Regions from separate parts of the Mus musculus genome. Here region 2 is linked to region 1. A link is a loop called in an ENCODE intact Hi-C map of the cell type or tissue named here. Cell type or tissue: heart. All regions are shown on one strand. Links, peaks and the distances in the headings refer to the core of each region. The heading gives the core; the rest is flanking DNA.

What was found. Hi-C counts contacts between places; a loop is a spot of excess contacts. Peaks named below come from ENCODE experiments on the same cell type or tissue, not always from the same donor. Only the 100,000 strongest peaks of a DNase experiment are listed, where the experiment ranks them.
Region 2: a loop joins it to region 1, with 4 times the contacts of the local background. A loop is called at or near these places in 7 of 42 quality-filtered maps.

Annotation. Positions count from the first base shown.
Region 1 is chrX:140,716,231-140,727,450 of GRCm38, reverse strand. All of the region lies in intron 3 of Mid2 (midline 2), which reads right to left. Among named protein-coding and RNA genes, the nearest start is that of Gm23199, 42 kb to the right of the region's middle. In heart, for the core only: a CTCF peak has its summit at 4,840 (motif pointing right); no DNase peak of the experiment used is centred there.
Region 2 is chrX:140,659,083-140,670,302 of GRCm38, reverse strand. Mid2 (midline 2) reads right to left here and starts at 5,347. Exons shown (of 10, transcript NM_001358366.1): 1 at 5,025-5,347. The coding sequence starts at 5,028. In heart, for the core only: no CTCF peak of the experiment used is centred there; DNase peaks (open chromatin) are centred at 5,152 and 5,462; H3K4me3 peaks cover 3,355 bases; H3K27ac peaks cover 2,222 bases; H3K27me3 peaks cover 1,940 bases.

The DNA of each region.
Region 1 (11,220 bases), core at 1,789-9,788:
CACAATACTTAACACTTTGTGCTGCTTGTCACTTTTCTAATGACCTCGTGGATTTTAGCTGCTTTGGTTAACCTACCAGCCCTCTGCGGAAGGCACCATCATTATTCTTTCTGAAAAAGAAATTAAGAAGCACAGAGGTTGTAGACATCTGTACAAGGTCATACAGCTAGAGTCAAAATCAGGATTTTAAACTAGGCAGCTGTACATGTCTGATTTTAACCACTGTGTGTGTGTGTGTGTGTGTGTGTGTGTGTGTGTGTGTGTGTGCGCGCGCGCGTGCGCGCGCGTGTTAAGTGAAGTGATTGCTCTCAGGATAACCACATTTTCTAGAATTAATTGCTGTAAGCACTGTGTATTTTTCTTATTTGACAGGAAAATACAATACATCCCACATGTGGAAAATGTAATTGATGTACACATGCTTATTTTACCCTTGCCTACCTACCAAAAATCTTTGACAATATAGGGAAGGGCCAGTTTGCTCCACATACCTGCCTTAGGAATGGCTTTTCTAGAACAATTGAATATGGTAATTTCGGTGCTGGGTTTGGAGAACTTTCTTTCCCGGAATCAGACCATGAAACCTTTGTAGTCTTCAAGTTAGCTAATGTCTCCCTCAATGTGACCCCTTTAATAATCTTATTTGTTTTACAAGCCTACCCCAGCTTCTCCTCCCTTCTCTCTTCCTCCCAATCTTCCCACACTCACCCTCTCCCCTGCCCATCCATTCCTCCGCTGTGTCTCTTCAGAAAAGGGCAGGTCTCTCATGGATATCAAACAGCCATGGCATATCAAGTTACAGGAAGACTAGGCACCTCCTCTCCTATTAACGCAATGTGAGGCAAACTAGTAGAAGGAAAGTGTCACAAAGGCAGTTAAGAGGGTCAGAGCCAAGAGAAAGTACCCAAGGAGCTAAAGGGATCTGCAACCCTATAGGTGGAACAACATTATGAACTAACCAGTACCCCGGAGCTCTTGACTCTAGCTGCATATGTATCAAAAGATGGCCTAGTCTGCCATCACTGGAAAGAGAGGCCCATTGGACACGCAAACTGTATATGCCCCAGTACAGGGGAACGCCAGGGCCAAAAAAATGGGAAGAAGTGGGTAGGGAAGTGGGGGGGAGGGTATGGGGGACTTTTGGGATAGCATTGTAAATGTAATTGAGGAAAATATGTAAATAAATAAATAAATAAATAAATAAATAAATAAATAAATAGAGGGTCAGAGCCAGCCCCTCCTCCCACTGTGAGGAGTTCCACAAGAAGACCAAGCTATACAACTGTTACACATGTGCAGAGTGCCTTGGTCTGTTCCATGCAGGCTCCCTTGTTGGCAATTCAGTCTGTGTGAGCCCAGATTAGTTGATTCTGTAGGCCATGTTCTTATGGTGTCCTTGACCCCTTTGGCTTTGACAATCTTTCCTCCCCTTCTTTGGCAGAATTTCTCAAGCTCCACCTAATGTTTGGCTGTGGGCTGCTGCATCTGTTTCCATCAATATGCCCTTTTTATACAAGGCAATTGCTCAGGACATGAAAGAAAAGAGCAGGAAAGGTATGACCTAGACTTTGCATCTAGTGTTTTATGTATGTACACAATTAAATTTTCTTTGTGAAATGAGGTAGAGACCTACTTTAAAAATAAAAACCCCTCAAAGGCCACCTTCTGTTGCCAGGCAGGAACACCAGTAGAGCGATAGGAACAAAAACCCACCCACAAAACTTTCAAACACAAAATTATCCCGTCTACAAGAAATGCAGGAATGGGGAATGGAGTAGAGACTGAGGGAATGGCCAACTGATAACTGGCCCGAATTGAGACCCATCTTATGTGCAAACATCAATCTCTGACACTATTAATGATACTCTGTTCTGCTTGCAGACAGAAGCATGGCTGTCTTCTGAGAGGCTCCACCCTGCAGCTGTCTCAGACAGATGTAGACACCCACAGCCAAACAGTGGAAGGAGCTTGGGGACTCTTATAGAAGAACAAGAGAAAGGATTGAGGGCCCCAAAGGGGATAAGAACTCCACAGGAAGACCAACAGAGTCAGCTAACCTGGACCCTTGGGGCTCTCAGACTGAATCACCAACCAAAGATCATACACGGGCTAGACCTAGGACTCCCTACACATATGCAGCAAATGTGTAGCTTGGTCTTCATGTGGGTCCCAAACTGGAAGAAACGGGGGACTGTCCCAAAAGCTGTTGCCTATCCATGGGCTATGTTCTTCTATCCAGGCTGCCATGTCTGGCCTCAATGGGAAAGGATGCACCTAGTCTCACAGCGACTTGATGTGCCAGGGTCTGTGGGATAACAAGTATGAGCCCCTGGGCTCAGAAGAGAAGGGTGGGGGGAATGGGGGAAGGGTCATGGGCAGGGGTGATCGGGATGGAGGCAGTGAGCATGATGTAAAGTGAATAAGTAAGAATACATACATGCAGCCAGGAAGTGGTGGCGCACGCCTTTAATCCCAGCACTTGGGAGGCAGAGGCAGGCAGATTTCTGAGTTCGAGGCCAGCCTGGTCTACAGAGTGAGTTCCAGGACAGCCAGGGGTACACAGAGAAACCCTGTCTCAAAAAAACAAAACAAAACAAACAAACAAACAAACAAAAACCCAAAACAAAACACCCAAAAAACAAAACAAAACAATACATACATACATATACATACATACATACATACATACATACACACATACATATCCCATCAGAACTATGAACAGATTAGATTTGAAAAAGACTGAAAAACCTCATAGATTTCAACCTTATCACTGTATTGCTAAATTGTGAGTTCTGGAAACAGGACAGAATCATCCAACATCGTATTAAACGCCACTCTGGAGCTGTGTTTGGACTGCTCATCTGGTGTTCTTTCACTCACTACTTCTCTACTACACAGTAACTGGTTACAAACCCACAAGGAGATACAAGTCTCTAACTTGTACCTCTATGCATTTACTCTACAAATAAGAACATTTATGCAAGCGTGCACACACAACTAATATGAACTACTATAATAGCCCCAAAGCTGGAAACAACCGAAATATTCCCTGCTGAGAGCAAGAATAAGCAAACAATGGAACATTCATATAACAGAACGCCCTCCCAACCATATAAAATCATAGAACAAAACTATTGATACAAGCTGAATGGATCACAGAGGCATTATAAGTGACACAGAAAATCATAATTATTTTGAATACTATATGATTCTACTTACAAAACATTACAGAAATGACAAAATTATAATGATGAACAGACCAGTGGCTATAAGGAAGACAGATGTGACTATACTACAAATTGGTAGCACATGGGGTTCAACAAACAACTCAGTGGTTAAGAGCACTGGCTGCTCTTGCAGGTTTAGTTTCCACCATGCACATCCAATGATTCACAACCATCTGTAATGTCGGGTCTAGGGGTTCCAACAGTCTCTTCTGGTCTCTGTGAGCACCAGACATGCAGTCTGTGCACAGATATGAATGCAGGCAAAACATCATACACATAAAGTAGAAATAAATACCTAAATCTAATTTTTAAAAGGAGGTAGCACATGTGATTTTGAAGGGGAGATAACAAAATGACTTAATTCCAGTAGTGATCATGAGAATACATATACATGACAAAATATACGCCTCCTCCCAAGTCAAAATGTAAACAAACAAAAAAGGAAACTCTCTAGAGTTCCTATAAGCTTTTAGGCATGCCTAGGGAGACATTTCTGTAGTTTTCTGAAACTCTAACAATTACAAATGTCTGGTAAAATAGTTGAATCCAATATAATCTCAATCTCTTCCTCTGTGTCTCTCGTTCTATGCCTCTCCCTCCACACATATATCATTCTGCATCCTTCATTATTTTTATACCAGTCATAATTCTTAATAAGAATATGTTTTAAAAATGTTTGCCAGGCAGTGGTGGTGCACGCCTTTAATCCCAGCACTTGGGAGGCAGAGGCAGGTGGATTTCTGAGTTTGAGTCCAGCCTGCTCTACAGAGTGAGCCCAGGACAGCCAGGGCTACACAGAGAAACCCTGTCTCAAAAAACAAAAACAAACAAAAAAATTGTGCCTCTTAACTTGGATGCAAGCTCCTTAATGGTGGGGCCATTGTTTTGCTCACAACTGAATCCACAACATGTAGCCTAGTGCCTGACATACTGTAGGTAAAGCTACAAGTATCAGTTGAATCAGTCAACGAATAAGAATGACTGTGTTGACTCTGAAGTCAAGATATAATGAACAAAGCCTATACAGATAGCTTTTCACATCTGTAAGTTCCGTACCTGTGGATTTAATCAACTTCATAATTGAAATATCTGAACAAATTGGCATCCGTATTGAATATGTACAGATATTTGGTCTTATTCCCAAGCAATTTAGTACAACAACTATTTATATAGCCGCTACACTGTGCTATTATAAGTAATCTGCAAATATTTAAAGTATATACAAGGATATAGTTAGATTATATGCAAATACTAAATCCTGCTATGCCAGGGACTTGAGCATCTGAGAATTTTGGTATCTGAGCCAATCCTCCATGGATACTGAAGGAGAACTGTGCCGTGTTACATTTTTTTCACTACATGAGACAAATAGCGCTTATATTTTCTTTTTACAAGATGGCTCAAAATTGTTTTCTTTGATCTGTTTTGTCATCTCAATATTGTTTGCTGAAATATGAAAAAACGGAGAAATGTCTAAATAACAACATAGGTTTTAGGAGACCACATATTTTAAAATACTTCCTTTCTTACTGTTGAAAGAAAAAATTACCTTACCAGGGTAACTGGTTCACCCTTCTGGGGCATTAAAAACTATACTTCGAAAACCTAGCCACCAGGGGGAGCTGTTTACTTAATCATCGTTTTCTTAACAGTGCTAGTACCAAGCCATGTGCTGGGTATAAAACAAAAGAAGCTTATATACCCCATTTTATTTATCTAGTTTTCAGTAGAGGGACATCTAGATTGTTTCCAGATTCTGGCAATTATGAATGAAGCCACTATGAACATAGTTAAGCAAGCGTCTTTACAGTAGAAGGGAGCATCCATTTGCTAGATGCCCAAAAGTAGTAGAGGTGGGTCTTGAGATAGATTCTCAATTTTCTACAGAACAACCATATTAATCCCATTTGTAAACCATACAAATCCCACTTGTATAGTGGCTATACAAGTTTGCACTCCCACCAGCAATGAGGAAATGTTTCCCTTGCTCTACGTCGTCGCCAGAACAAGATGTCACTTGTGTTATTTATGTTAGCTTCTCTGACAGGTTTAAGATGGAATCTCAAAGTAGTTTTGGTTTGCATTTCCCTGATGGCTAAGGACGTTGAACACTTCTTTAAGGGCTTCTCAGCCATTTGAGATTCCTCCATTGAGAATTCTCTGTTTAGATGTGTACCACATTTTTAAATTAGATTGTTTGGGGTTCCTTTTATGTCTAGTTTCTTGAGTTCTTTATATATTTTGGATATTGGCCTTCTATCAGATGTGGAGTTGGTTAAAAAAAAATTCTTTCTCCACATTTGCACAATGGAATATTACTCAGCAGTTTAAAAAATGACATGAAATTTGCAGGCAAATGGATGCAACTAGAAAAAAAAAATCATCCCGAGTGAGGTAACCCAGAAACACAAACATGGTACATATTCATTTATAAGTGGATATTGCCTATAAAGCAAAGGATAATTATATTGCGACCCACAGACACAAAGAGCTTAGGTAACAAGGAGGCTTATAGGGGAATGCATGGATCTCCCTGGGACAGGGAAACAGAATAGATTTTGCTGGTGGACTGGGGGATAGTATGGATGGAAAGAGGAAGGATCAAATTGGAAGAGATATGGAGGGATAAAGTATAGGGACAGATGACTGGAATTGGAGGGCATATGGGGGGGGGACATAGAAACCGAGTGAAGTGGAAACTGCCTGGAATCTATGAAGGGGACTCTAGTGAAGACTCCTAGTAATGGGGGATATGGAGCCTAAGCTTGAACTGGCCATCTTCTATAGCCAGGCGAGGCTTCCAAGTGGTGGGGTGGGACACCAATCCAGCCACAAAACCTTCCACCTACAATCTGTCCTGCCTACAAGATGTGCTGGGCAATAGTAGTGCAGAACTTGTAAGAGTGGCCAAACAAGTGACTGGTCTAATTCAAGGCCATTCCATTAGAGGAAACCCATGCTGGACAATGCCTGGATGATCAGGAACTGGAGGATTGGTAGCCCAGAAACCTAGGGTAAAACTGAACATGGCCAAAAAAAAAATTAGGAAATCATTCATAATGATATTCAGAGATCAGTGTCTAGCCCAATCATCATAAAAGAGGCTACCTCCAGCCACTGATGGGAACTGCTACAGAGACCCACAGCCAAACATTAGGCAGAGTGTCTAGGTTGGAAGTCTCCATCATGCCCCTCCCCCTAGAGCTCAGGGACCCCCACAGAAGATGGGGAGGCAGAATTGTGGTAGCCAGAAGGGTCAAAGACACTAAGAGAGCAAGGCCCAGAGAACTAATAAATGCGACTCATGGGGGTTGGGGTGGGGGTGGGGTATTCACAGAGACTGACATGGTAATTGCAGAGCCTGCATGCAATTGTGCTAGGTCCTCTGCACATATGTTATGGTTGTTGGCTTGGTGTTTTGGGGGAACTCCTGACAATGTGAATGGGGGTGTCTCTGGCTCTTTTGCTTTTATTTGGGATCCTTTTCCTCCTACTGAGTTGTCTCATCCAGCCTTGATGTGAGGGTTTGTGCCTAGTCTTATTGTAACTTATTGTGTATTTACAGTTGGTATCCCTGGGAGGCCTGTTCTTTCCTGAAGGAAAATAAATGTAGGAGTAATGGATCTAGGGGAGAAGGCAGGGGAGGGGGAGCTTGGAGGAGTAAGGATGATGGGAAGTTGCTGTAGGGGTGTACTGCACAAGAAAAGAATGAATACAATTACAGGATATCTTACTCTTAGAGTTTTGTCTGGTGGAGAGAAAAAAAATTAATACACAAAAGTGCAGAGGTGAAAGTATGATTGGCGTACTCTGGGCATAGGAAAGGGAAGAACCTAAACTAGGTAGAAGAAGGGCAAGGAAGATGGATGGAACATGGGTCATGGCTTTCCTGGGGAGGAAGAGTCTTCAACAGTGCTTTATAGGACAGTCAGCCAGAAGAAAAGAAAACCAGTTAGCTCCTGCGTAGACAAGGTCTATGTCCATCACTGTACCTCAAGTGCCTGGCCAAGGGTAAACATGAACATAAGTGTTTGTGAAGTTGGTGAACAAAACATGAAATGCAGATGCTAAAAGAACAGACTATGAAGGGAACCACAGTCCTGATCATGGTGGGTCTTACATACCTTTACATTAAATGCAGTGGGGAAGCACTGAAGTCTTTGTGAAAGAGAAGTGGCATAATGCATTTGCATTGTAGAAAGCCCAAACTTTTGGATAGTATGGAACCTGGATGGTGAGGGGCAGGGTGGTGACAGAATGGATCAGAAAGAACCATTAGGCATAGCAGTTTTCTAAATGACTATGGCAAAGCCATGACTCCTGCCTTCAGGAAGCTGTTAGTTTAACACATGATATATGTATGGTCAGGAAATTTCAGTACAACAGTATAGTAGAGGTGCCCACATGATGCTCTGCTTAAGTTCATGTACCATGTGGGTGGCAATGGTAGTCCCAGAAAGTAAGTTTCTGACTATTACATGAGCTTTATTCAAAGCTGCCCTGGTTGTGCTTCTCTGAATAACAGAAGGAGGGAAAGACAGGGCAAGTAATGGAAAGTTTATACCTTCTTTATTCTTGGACTGGGATGCAGGGAAAATTTAGTCCCTCTTGGCACTCATGTCTGTCATAAGCATTCTTCCCCAAGACCTTCGTTTCTTGAAGATGAATACAGCATTCAAATATTCTCTACACACATTCAGAGCCAGCAATCTCTACTGGAAGGTCCAGAGAAATGCCAAGTCTAACATCTAAGGACAGGAAAGGAATTATTCTGAGAAAGAAGAGCTTCTTTCAGAAGCAGTGGATTTCCGAGGACAAAACAGAAAATCCTCGGTCCGTGTTCAGAAAAGGCAGGGGACCACTAGAAAACAAAACAAAACAAAACAAAACAAAACAAAACAAAACAAAACAAAACAAAAAAACAAAGCAGAAGAATGCAATCAGCTACAGCAGAAAAGTGCACTCCTCGGAGCTGGACAGGACAGGTCAGGTCAAGAGTGAGGAGAGGAGAGAGGCACCAGAGGAAAAAGCCCTACGGAAAAGAACATGATGAGTCATGTTTGCGCACGTAACTGATAGGAAGTCTCAGAATAGTCTCATCTCTGTGACAAAAGACAAGTATTTCTTGAGGATATAGTTCCATGGGTCTCAACTAAGTCATATGGCAAGAAGGACTAGTGCACTTGATGGATGAGTTAAGAAAAGGAGAGAAACAGATCTATATTAATATATTGGTGTCTGTCCACATATATTACACTACACACACACACACACACACACACACACACACACACACACACACACGCGCGCGCGCGCGCGCATATCACCCAGAACATGTTCTAAGTACAAATTCTTAAGGATAATATAAAGGAAGAAAAGTTCTCTGGAACTCCTGGGATGACAGCCTAACTTCACCATAACAAAATTCCATTAAAATTGAAAATGGATTTTTAAAAAAATGAGCATAAAATCAAAATATATTGCTAGACAAGCCTCCTTTACAACAAGTGGGCTCAGTTTCCTCTACTCTATATAGGATAATAGAAATACTAATCTCAGAAGATTTTGTATATGTTTATTAGATAGTGTCATTTAATCATCTTATACACTTTCTAATGTGTGATAAAATGTCAGTTTCCTTTTGTTTTTGTCTTGTTTCACCATGACATCTATGACTATGGCAACTGTGACTCCTCCTATAACTTTTTCATCATCTGCAGAAAGAAGCAAGTATCATTTTATCATCTGAAATACTTTTCTTTGGTTTAAAACTGTGATGTGCTTTGTTTTGTGGGACATCCCGGACCAGGCATGATTTGTTTTTACCATTTTTACCCTTTCCCTTACTCTTCCTTCTGTAGCTCTTGATCCCATTCGAGAACACAGTGACCTCCACACTGTAGGACAGGGTTAGCTCCTCTCTAAAAGGAAGACAGACTATCCTCCTGGTGCCACGCTATCACACTTCCCATCAGTATTCAGAAGAAAAGGTCAGTGCCCAGAGGGATTGACTCTCTCCCTACCAGGAACCACATCATCACCTATTTAGTATCATCATTCAGAGCAAAGGGGCAATGGCAGGAGGGAGTCAACCACTGAGTTTTGACAAAACACCAATCACATTTCATATGGTTAGCTAGAAAAGAATTTGGCTGGCCCAAACTTGTTTTTCTGCTCTAGGATACCCCATAATTAACACAATCCCCAGGCTTTGAGGGCCAAAAGATATTCGCTGGAATCTAAAAGAAATAGGTGTCAATGAAAGAAAGGTAACTACCATATTCATTTAGTTATAAAAATATATCACTGTAATTGCATTCAGATTTAAGTCTTCTTTATAGTGCTTCTGGAGGGAGTTTTCCATCTGTTCTGTGCTGGGAGCTCCAAGCAGAGTAAAATCTCTGTATACAGGAAGCTCATTAAAACACTTGCTAACAAATGTCTACTTTCTCTCATTCAATTTCCATTCTATGTAGCATAGCAGGGAATCAACCTATTAGCCTGCCTGCCTGCCATTGGGGTGGGAAAGAGAGTCAGTTATTAAAATAACAGCAACTCTGACATTATACAAGTGCTGCTGGAGTCACAAGGAAATAGGCTTACCCAGAGATCTCAATGAGTGTTGCCTTGCTGTGAAAAGCCATTATATATACATATACATATACATATACATATACATATACATATACATATACATATACATATACATATACATATATACATTCACACATATACTTGTGTGTGAATGTTCTGTGAATATAACAGAAAAAAGTTTCTGTAAGTTACAAAATATATGTACATATATACGTATGTATTTGTGGTCATATATATATATATGTGTGTGTGTGTGTGTGTGTGTGTGTGTGTGTAATTTTACATAAATTTTATATTACATAACTCTCTCAACTACTCTTAAGGTAAGGCAAGTAAGCCTGTTTTCCCCACCCCAATAGTTGCTAGACAAAAAAACCTAACTTTACAGAGCCACTTTCTCATACAAATTTGCCCTTAGTGACACCGTTAACTTCATTCACCCATATCTACCTAGTGAGGCCATGGAGAGAATAACAGTACTGTACAGTCATCATGGTTTAGCATAAAGAGAGCTCTGTAAGCTATTTCATGTCTATATCTATCTTTACAGCAACCCAAGAGGTATATGGATCAGAGTGATGTCTGCATTTTATGGATAATGATTAACAGGTCCATAGGAATAAAAAAAAAAAATCAAGCAAGCTTGTTAGTGTTGGTTCCAACGTAAGCTGAGCTGCCAACTCTGAAACAGATTATCTATGTTCCCTCCCTCCCTCCCTCCCTCCCTCCCTCCCTCCCTCTCTTTTTAACAAGGTACACATAGCTAAGGATTACCTTAAACTTTTGATTCTCTTGCCTCTATCTCCCAAGTGCTAGGAATTCATTCAGTGCTGGACATTGAACCCATGAGGGCTCAATGTATCTCTAGCGATAGAGCTAGATCCTCAGCCCACCCACGTTCCATTAGAACCATCAAAGTCGTCCTGCTTTTTGATCACACTCTTTGTAGCTAAAACTATTATTTGGGAAAACTGGCCCCTCTTTCTTTTGAGGAGTTTCATGTGCTGTTTCTGTGTTTTATTAGTACTTTTTTTTCTACCCCAGAAGGCAGCACAGTCAAGTAGAAAGAGCTCTGTATTGGAAGTCAAGTAGGCTTGACTGGATTCTAATCACTTTTCTCTGAGCTTATCTTTCTGACCTGTAAAACAGAAATAACACTATCTCAGAAGTAGTTGTGAAAACCAAATGAACTAATAGAGACAGGGATCTCATAGTACCAAGTACACAGTAGGAGTTAAATAAATACGGATTTCCTTCCCCATTGCTCTCCCACTCCAACCTGCTGTGCTGGATTGAAAACAGGCAACACTGCTTTCGCCCCAAGCCGAAATTCAGGCTTTGATTCATGATCCTACTTGTCTTACTGTAACACAGGGTGGCTCACATTTCAGCTTTT
Region 2 (11,220 bases), core at 1,388-9,387, 57 kb after region 1:
CTAGGAATGGAGTCAGTGCTCTTAACCAGTGAGCAATCTCTCCAGCCCCTCTAGTGTTTTCTTTTAGGCTGCCATCATACATTGAGAGACCTCAGAACTGGAGGTTGATTACTGGCTAGGACAGAGAACTGACCCAGTTCCTGACTAATAGGCATTAAGGCCTACTTAGTATTTTATAGTTCAAGAATTGAATGCTATTCCCCTCTAATAAATGGCTCCTAAACCTACCACTTTGAGCATTTTATATAATTCAATCATCATAAATATTAAAATGAATATCAAAAATAACAAGACCAAAAGTCACAATCTGCCTAAAATACAAAAGATTAATGAAAGTGTGATCAAAATACATTGTAGAAATGTATAAAGATTTCACAGAATAAAAATATTATTTAAAAATGATTAATCAAGGTAACCAAAAATGGATTTGCTGAGGTAACTTAAAATATTTGACAAGAATTTTAAGTATGATTCATAATGCAGATTACACTGGCAGAGCTGTAAGCCTGAGGAACAAATGAAGAAGAACCTTATTCACCTAGGCTACTAGTGCAAATTTTCATCCATTTTAAGACTGAACTTCTAATCCTCTGTTTTTTCAATGATGCATTTTTAAATATCTGGTGATTTTTAAAGTATTTAGTGTCCTACTGGGATGGACAGTCATTTCTACTTTTCCATAATAAAACTTGTAATATATGTATGTAGGGCACTCTATTGAATGTTAGGCTGTGAGGACCCCAAGTTCTGATCAGTAACAGGAGACAGAAAACAGAGGCCTATTTGAAAATCAAGCTTCCACTCTCCTGGGAACCGCATGGATCCTAGCAACACTGAACAAAAGGCTACAGACGCAGTGATAGAGGAATCTGAACTATAAACCATTTTTCTATCTCTGGACTGTATACACATACACACACACACACACACACACACACACACACACACACACACTTTGCTCTCCTAAGTCAGCACTGTCTTCCATGCCTGCACTTTATGTTCCTATCAGAGCAAATTGCAAAATATTAGGAGTTTAGGTTTCAGGAAGAGTTGTCATTATAGAATGGGTTTGTTTGTTTGTTTTTTATCAGATCATCTGGTCTCTGTAAGAGGATGATGCAGAGCCAGAGGATACTGTTCATCATCAACCAGAGGAGTCTGACCTGCAGAAAGAGGCTAAGACAAAGCCCAAGGTCAGGCAGTCAGGGTGTGGTGGAGAAACAAGAACCCACACTTTTCTAACCCAGTTACACTAAACCAACATCGTAGTGTATATACTCTATTCAGGCAAATAACACATGGAGAAAGTGATGGTGGGATGGTGTCACTTCTTTTCCCCAAATGCCTCTGCCATGTTTATAGGCTTTCTGGAAGTCTGACTATCAAAAATGTTATGTGATTTTATGGTCATGAAAAAAAAAAAAAAGATGAAAAAGGTAGCAGACAGAAAAAGCCACAGAGCACAGCCTTCTACAGTGCACAGAAAACTTTCTGCAGTTTTAATCTATGAAAATGGATGGCGACAGGATTCTTGGCCCTTGAAGGTGAGAAGTGGGAAAGGGCACTAACAGTCTGCCCAGGGCAGACAATAGAGTGGGATTGTCTTTTCTTGCCACCAGTCATCTGAACTTCTCACTTGATGCTGTGACTCAACACACAGAGAAGCACTTTTCTAGCCTCCTCTGTTACCGCTCAGTGATGAACACTGTATTTGTTGAGGATCCAGAAATACACACAGTACAATATCATACTTTGTATCCAATTTTCAAAAAAGTGACTATATTTAGGGCTAGTGAAACTGCTCAGCGAGTAAACTTGCTGACAACCAAGACTGGTGGCTGGAGTTTGATCCAAAACACTGATGCAGTGGAAGAAAAGTGTAGATTTCCACAAGTTTTCCTCTAATCTCTGCTTGTATTCTATGGCACACATGCATGCTCATATGCACGCACATTCACACAAATAAATAACTGTAAAAATTTAAGTGAGTGTCTTATTCTATCCATCATAAACATGTCATACCTCATACTTTAATGATAGAGTGTGTCGAGTCAGGACCCTCTGCTTAAGGAGGCGTGTCAGAGACACAGCTTTCTTTTGCACAGAAGACAGGACAAAAAGTCAATACTAAATGGACTTGGAGCACCCTCAGACACCCTCGGGCCTCCTCTAGCAGCTGAGTCCCATTGCTAACATCTAGAAATTTAGCAAGCTGTATAAAGACCGAATGACAGTCAAGTAGTTATCGCTAAAAACTGCCATCTGAGACTTAACTGTGTGCCGCATCCCTGTCTTTGTCTTTAGGGGCTCTACATCCATGTTAAGGAAGAGAAAGTCTACTTCTAAGGAAAACCTGACAACCAGAGACAATATTCTTCACTCTTCATCAAGCCAATGATTCAAAATGCATTCTTCTGTAGTTTCCTTCCTAATTGTGGTGTCAGCAGGTTTTATGGGAGGAGAGAATGGAAAGGCTCACCACTCAGGACACTGCTTGGATGCAATTATGACACTCCACTGGCACTATTTTAAGACCTGCAGGTTGGAGCAAGTTGCCCTGTTTTTAGAGGAGGGATTAACCAAACCAATTTTATCTAAGTCAATTTGCGCTGTTCAGATGATATGTTTGTGAAGCAACCAAGCCACTCATTTGCAGCAAGTGCCTCTCAGAAGTGGTCTTGCAAGGTACAACATGCTAAGCAGGAATCCCAGTAGTCATGAAAGTAAATAGGAGAGACAGCTCTTCATGTGCCATAACCCTCTCTCCCTACTCCACACATCACCCACCCTGACTGCATCCTAGCCATGGAGCCATGGAACTGTAAGTAGAGTTTAGCATAGGGCAAATATGAGCCCAAAATACTGGGTCAAGGGCAGGTCCTCACTCAACACAGACAGCAGAGGCTTCTGTACATTAAAGGTGCTTTGAAAAATATTGACTCACTGCTGCTAGGTGCTAATTTTGCTTATATAGCCAGACCTAAATGTATCTATATTACTTTTATTGGTCATTAACTAACTCCCCCCATGTAGACTAAAAAAATGGGTGAGGTTGAATATTCAAATGAGTCTGACTCACATTGTTAGGGTAAAGTGTAATCAATATGATTTATGACTCGACTTAAAATCATCACCATTACTTTCTATGCCTAATTGTATATATGTTTCCATTCAGTTGCATATACATTCATGAAACAAATTGACTTAAGATCTAAATTACAATGATAATTTGAATCTCAAGGGAACTAATAATGGCAAATTAGGGTTCCTGTAAATTAGTGTTCCCATTTATACCCAGTCAATCCAGTAACCCAATAAAGGATAAATGAAGTGCTTTCATTGAAGAGTATAATGCTGAGGTTTATAGAATCCTTTTATCTTCAAAGGACCAAGCCAATACTCACAATACCCAGTACACAATATTATGCCTTTTATGCAAGTGAAGCAACTGTGAAAGAGAGGTCATACAAATGTCTAAAGGCCTTAAAGCCAATGCAACGTCACATCTGGAATGAACTCTCTGATCTTCTTGGCTTCCAGGCTTGTGTTTCAACCACATGAAACGAGTTTTGTAAGGAACAATCACGAGAAATCTAATTCATATTATGAGTCTGTGTTAAGCTAATTGATTGAGCAGGAATATATAAAAATAGCAAAGATTGATTCTCCCTTGGGGCAGTGATGAGCAGAGAGGAGGAGGTTAAAAAAAGGTGGGGATGCTGGGATAGGAATCTAGGGTACAGCAAAAGCTCCCCAAGCAGAAGTGAGCAAGAATGTAAACTCTCCATTTAGCAACTCCATCTTCTATTGGAATAGTGTCAGAGATCTGATTCGATTTCAGAGAGGAAATGGAATGGGATTAAAGTCAACTCTTGTGGTCCAATTCGAGAATCAGATTAATTAATCCCCACACAATAGTTGTGTACTATTACAGTTTCCAATGTCTTGCTTCATAAATACTCCTCCTTAGAGACAGACACACAACTAATGCCATTCAGCAGCCCCACCCTCCAAAATCTTCAAAAAAAATCAAAGTGATTGAAAAGCAAGAAGCCGCATTGCACAGGTTGACAGAGAAAAGCTGAGAGTGCAGGAACTCTGGTGGGAGATGTGGGGGCTTGAATAGAGACAGTACCTAAGGAGTGTGGAAGAGTGGGGAAAGTGAAGAGTCCAACAATCCCTGGATCCTAATTTCCTCCTCTAAATCGAAATGCCTCCTAAATAAATAAATACTATGCTGCACGTGAAGTGCGAAACAACCCAAGCCAGCTCATAACCAGTAATGTTCCAGTAATTTTTATGAGCCCGGAATGGAAAAGGCTCCCCTGTCCCTGCTTCAGTCGCAGTGTGTCCTATGGACACACTCAAGTTTTTCCCTCTCCACCCCCCCCCCCCCCACGGGGCTGCTTTCACAGCTAGGCCAGAAATAAAGAACCACCCAGACAGAGACCTGAAGATCGTTTCCCCAGCAGGGAGGAAAAGGGGAGGGAGAATTAAGTTTCTCCCGGGGTTCCCGCTCGCAGGGTGTCCACAGAATCTCAGGCTGCTGCGCCAGCACCACTGAGCCAACCGCCGACCTCGGGGCGCCGCCCGGGCCGAGGACGCCGTGGATTTCGGGAGCGTGGGAAGGCGGCTGCGCCCTTTCCCAGACTTGCGCCTAGGCGCCACGAGAGCTGAGCCGCTCCACTGCTTTCTCCCTGCTCGGCCTGGCCAAGCGGGAGGCCTCGGGCCGGTCCCCAGCCTGGGATCTAGGAGTGCAAACTCCTTCCCAGGAGGGCAGCGGCAGGAGCTCGGGTCACAACAGTGTGACAGACAACCGGGGCCCTGCCATTGCCGCCAGGACCCCGTCTCCCCCCTCTTGCCGCCCCCCCCCCCAAGCCCAAGTGTCCTCGGCCAGTTCCAGCCCCGGCGGCACCTGAAGAGCAGCAGGAGCCAGCCAGGGCCAAGCCCGGCGCGGGCGGCGACACTAGCCACCCCACCACCACCACCATCCCCCCGGGCCTCGGCGAGGGGACGCGTTTTACCCATATTGTTCCCGGGTGCCAGCCATCTCCTACGCGCGCCGGGGAGCGCCGGGCGCTCGCCGGCCTCCGCAGCAAGCTGGCTCGGGCTCCCGTGCAAGCTCCCGGGCCGCTGTCGCTGCTGCCGCCGCCGCCGCCGCCACCACCACTCTAGGCCGCCGCCCGCCTTCGCCGCTGCGGCCGCCGCCGCCGCCGCGCAACAGCCGGGATCCGCCAGCCCGCGCGCCCCACGGGGGACAGCACGGAGACCGCGACGTTCCCGCGTCTAGGTCTCCCGGGCTAAACTTAAAGAGTTTTCGCCTCTCGGTCCAGAGGCAGCACCATGACACCACCGCAGCACCACACTGTCATTTCCGCCGCAGCAGAGGGAAAAAAAAGGCAATCCCTTCGAAAGGAGGGTGGAGTGGGGGCAAGCAGAGCCGAGGCTGACACCCTACGGGAGCACGGGGAGGGGCCGGGCAGAAGGGGCGCTGGGCCACCTTCCTAGGCTCACCTTCCGCCGCCCCCGCCACTCCCAACTCCCCGTGCCCCTCCTCTGGAGGCGCGCTTACATGTTTTCTCCCCTGGCAGGAGTGACCAGAGAAACCCGAGCAAGCAAAGGCAGTGGGTGGGTGGGGTTCAGATTACTACTGTACCTACCAGCTGATTCCAGCAGCCTTTTCTCCAGCACCCTGTCATCTTGATGGAAGACACAGGGAGAAGGGGCCTGAGCAGGCGCGCACGAGCGTGTGTGTGTGTGTGTGTGTGTGTGTGTGTGTGTGTGTGTGTGTGTTTGCGCGTCCACGACCGGGTGGTGTGTGTGAAGCGCAGAAGGAAGACTGTGGCCAAACTCTTCACCCACCTACCTCCCTTCTACATCCACAAACCCCCAGATGAGAGCAAGGAGAAGGCTGTTGCACTCGCCAATGAAAAGAGTGTGCCTGGATCCTCCTCACAGGTCCTACTGGTGAAGCTGTTGTATGCAAAGTTAACTAGAGAGTAAAACAAAAATAGTGGAGGAGACAGAGAAGGGCAGACAATTGAAGGAAACCCAACCCCTTTTTCTTTTGACAAAGGGAGAATGGCAATGTTCTATTGGACTTGGGCACAAGTTGTTCAGGTGGATTAAAGCCACTAAAAGTGTATGGGGTAAGGTTTCTTTTGCACCTTCAGATCCTTGACCAATACAAAAGGGTCACTGCCAAGAGGACAATGAGGCAGATGCTAGCCATCCAGAATACAATGTCCCTAATAAGATCCATTTGGAAGCCAGGAGCCTCCCATTGGTCTGGATACAGCCTGTCTTTTAACCTATCACTGGCTCAAAGACTACCACCTCCCCCCAACACACACACACACACACACACACACACACACACACACACACTTAAAAGGTAGATGAGAGAAGGAAGCCACCTCAGAGGATATTCTTTCTAGCTCCACTCAAAATGAGGAAGGAATAAAGCAATCCGAAACAGCCCCTCTCACATGGGCCTCCCATTACTGTGCTTGGGAACAAATCCAGAAAAAAAAATGAAGGTAGATGGGTGTGTCTTATCAGGGAACCAATAGCAGTCAGCCAACAGCACTGTTAAACAAACCTGCTAGAGAACACTGGAGTGGAAATGAAGGGAAAAACCCAACCACATTACCTAAAAGGAAGTACAGCACCAAGAGATGTAAAAGTTAATGTGTCATATCCAAAGCACAGACAACAAGAGCAAAACCAAACAAATGAGACTACATAGCACCAACACCTACACAGCAGAGTACACAACCGACACATTGGGAATGGGAGAAAATGTTTTAAAACCATATATGCATGATAAGGACTTACTGTCTAGAATATGTGTTTTAAAAGGGGCAGAGAACTTAAATGGGTATTTTTCAAAAATAGAAAAATAGCAGATAATAAGATATTTAATGTGACTAATCATCAGGAAAATGGGAAATAAAACAGTGGAGATGTGTTGTATTTGGTTAACAGGATTATACTGTATTCTTGGACAAGGTCAGATGGGTAAATTCTCTACCATAGGACCTTTGACTCAATAAAACACTTGATTTCTTTTAAGTTCATGAGTCAGAAATCTGCTGATTTGCTGGGCAAATTCACCACACAAATATTAGAAATAATTATATATGTATATTTTATGTGTGTGCATCTATATTTACATTTATTTGGAGTCAGTCTGCCTGCGGAGAGACCCAGGTTGTTTAGTAACTAGGAAACTAAGGGCGATACGTCTAGTAGTGTGAAAAGGGACGTAGGGATATTTGTGGACAAATAAGTATTCTCAGTAAAGATACCTCTAAAGTTGATTGCACTGGTTATCTGGAGGACAGGAATAGGAAGGAAACAATGTTAACTTTCTGCTACTGTGATGAAAATCTGAGAAACTACTTAGGAGGAAAGATTTATTTTGGATTATGATTTCAGAGTTTTCAGTCTGTAGTCACTGGTCCTATTGATTCTGATGCTATGGGGAAGCAGAACACCATGATGGGACTGTAAAGGAACTTGCCTCACAGTAAGGAGGGAGGAGAGGGGAGGACGGGGAGGAGGAGGGGGTGGGAATAGGAGTTCAGAGTCCCAGTATACCATTCAAGGGCACATACCTAAGGGCCTACTTCCTATAACCAAGTCCCAGCTCCTAGTTTCCACCACCTCCCAATAGTCCTTTAAACCATGAATGCATCAGTGGACAAGTCAGTTGATGAGGTTAAAGCCTTTGTGATTCAGTTCATTCCCAAAGGACCCGCTTGGAACACCCACTGGTACAGAGTGGGCAAGTTGGCCTTCAACACATAAGCTTTTGCTGGGACATTTCAAACCCAAACCATGACAGGTAAGCATCCAGCACTGTATATGTTGTTTTGCATTTCTCAAATATTTTATTGACCTCTTAGAAACAAATTTAAAGGGTAAGGAGCATTGAGATAGGAAGTAGAATGGAGGATGCTAGGGACCAGTGGGAGAAGGAAATGAAACATCCTTTAAAGCGTACATGGTTTCTGTCTTGGATTTTTGAAATTTTTCTAGAAATAATTTGTTTTGTGAATGTATTTAATGCTACTGAATTGAACACTAAAAAGTGGTTAAAGTGTCAAAGTGTATGTTGTTAAAAAGTGAAAGATAGAAGTAGCACACTGGACAACTATAGATTATTCCACCTGTGGAAGATAGATCTTCGAGCCTGGTAACACCTTGTACACGATTCAAACCTAGAACTGAGATTAGTTTGTATGGAGATCTTTCAATAACTGCATATTGTGCGTTAAGAATGTTTTATGGATAGGGCATGGTGGTATATGCCTTTAGTCCTAGCACTAGAGAGGCAAAGACAGGTGGATCTGAGTTTGACGCTAGCCTGGTCTACAGAGTGAGTTCCAAGACAGTCAGGAATGCACAGAGAAACCCTGTCTTGAACACTAAAATTAAACAAAAAAAAAAGGAAAGCTTTTTGATAGTTTAGTTTAAAACAAAACAAAAGGTATGACTACAAAAAGAATGAGTCACAAATTGAAGTGAGAACTCAGTTGCACTACAGTCTCACTTGGTAAGATCCCCCACAGTGCAGTGAAGACTATTCTAGAACATAACGGAGTGACCACTTTCATTAGGGTGTACCTGAACAAAGCTAGCTCCATCTTGGTGGAGCTAACAGTAAAGGAGGTTTGATTTTAATGGCTTTTCTCACCCATTAGAAATGATCCCACCCTTTGTATTTTAGTCCATCTCCCCTGCACCTGAGTTTCCAGTGCTTCAGAGTCTCTGGCTTAAGAGAGCCCTGCACAAAATACCCAACCCTGCCTCTCCTCCCTAGGGAATGTTCTGGACCTTTCCTTTCCCCTCCTCACGACTTAACAGCTGCTGGGTTCCTTTTACAAAGGACCTTGCTAAGTGATTAAGGAATTCAATCAACTAACTCAAGCTAAATGTTAATAGCTTCATTTGTCTCTCTATTAGGAGATAATATTTTAATTTTAACAGAGGCCTTCAATGTATTAATTCAAAGGAATGACTAATGGCTTGTGTGGGTGGGAGTGGGGGATGGGGAGATTTTGCTAATCACATCACATAAGCAGCTGCTTTGAAAATATCCCCACTTTCAACGGTTTTATGCAAATTGCTCACTGTAAATTTATTAAAGTAAATGTTTTGTATCTGGCATGAGATGCAAAATTGGCTGGGAGTATGTGATGAAATTATTTGTTTATAATTATTTAATGGTTACCTTTGTATATAACATATGTTGATCCTATTAACAAAATAAATCTGGGCCCATAAAAAAAATTGTTTGACAGATTCAGCTGGAGGTGTTTAATTGAATTAGTCTGAAGCTGACTCACCACACCACAGGCCTGCAGTATGAAAGGGACAGCTCATCGGGCTATTTTTTTTCCAACTGAGAATGTAAGGGGGAGGGAGTGGCTGCAGATACTTTCTTCAGAGAACAGCACAGAGGCCAGTCTGTTCCACAAGGGAAAAAAAAATCACAGAAGGCTGATTTTGTTGTACAAGAACATCATTGCTTCTGCAGAAGGGGACCTTATACTGCTCTCAAAAGAAGCAGCTACTTGTCTGAAATCCAGAGGTTGACCAAAAGCTTCTCTAAGCAAGCAGCTCTTAACAGGATGGTGAGAAGAAAAGCACTTTCGGCACAGTCTTGTCAATAGGACACTGTTCTAAAACTCCAGTGGTAAATGCACTCCACAGTCTGCTTGAAAGAGAGTGGTTCAAAATAATTATGTTCCTACTGTGGAGAAATAGCATGTGCCTGGTGCATTTTATTCTTTCATTTCCACTCTGCTACCGTTTTCATGTTTTATAACTTTTCTGAGTTGTTCTAATAAACATGTATGTTTGCTCTCTGCATTGCATTGGTCCTAGAGGTTTAATGTGCCATCAGGGCCAATCTAAATCTTACCACCGACCAGGTCTTCCCAATCAACAGTGTCGGTTACTTACTGTCTGGCTTCCACAACAACACACCTTTCCTGGTTTTCCTACCACCTCACTACATGTTCCTCAGGTTCTGTTGTTTCTTCCTCCTGTTTTTCTATCCCTGAAGACTGTATCCCACAGAGCTCAGGTCTGGACTCCCCTTTCCATAAATAGTCACTTCAGTGGGAGACCCTCTAGTCCTATGATTTCCAGTGTGATCCATATACTGATGGATCCCAGTGTGATTCATATACCCAGTTTTATTTCCCCATCTCAGATCTCTTCCTTGGGTCCAAGCTCTCACATGAATCTCAGTGCTTTCCGGCTCCAGTTGCCTGCCTAATAGGCAATGTTAAGAATATGGCCAAAAAGGACCTCTCACTTTCTATGCCCATTCCATTTCATTTAGTGGTATCACCCAGCTACCTAAAACAGACTCTGGCATGCCATCCTAGACACTTTCCATGCCCCAGCGCCCAACATCTAACTGGTAATCTAGTCAGGTTTTCATTTTCCCACTTCTGGCCCATGATCCTTTCAAAATGGAAATCTAATCATTTAAAACCTCAACCCCTGCTACAAACTCTGTCTCCTCTCATTGCCATTAAAAGAAATTGCAAATTGCAAAAGGTATAGCAGACCTGGCAGTAGCCATTCTCTGCCAAACTCTCCAACTTCATCTTATACAACTCCCATCCTTGCCCACAATAATCCAAGCACAATGGCCTTCTAATACCCTTGAAAAGACACACGGAGGCTGGTGAGATGCCCTTCCAAAGGTCCTGAGTTCAAATCCCCAGTAACCACATGGTGGCTCACAACCACCTGTAATGAGACCTGATGCCCTCTTCTGGGATGTCTGAAGACAGCTACAGTGTACTTACATATAATAAATAAATAAATCTTAAAAAAAAAAAAGACAAGACACACCACTCTTAGACACCCCCAAGAACATCACATGCTCTTACCTCTCTTTCAAATTGTACTTCCTCCCACTCTCCATAAGTCTGTCCAATGTCTTCTCTTAGATTACAGAGCACCTGATCAGATAATCCTTTCTGATCACCCCACCTAAAGTAGCACCATCTCCAGCACCCTAGTCCTTTTTATTTTGGAAACTTATCACCAGATATAAAACAACACATATGTTTATTTTATGCCCTCATATATTCATGCACAAACACAAATATGCATTCCATGAGAGTGAGAGTTTTGCCTATCTATCACTGGTCTATCTCCAACACATCAAACAGTACCTGGATCATAAGTGCT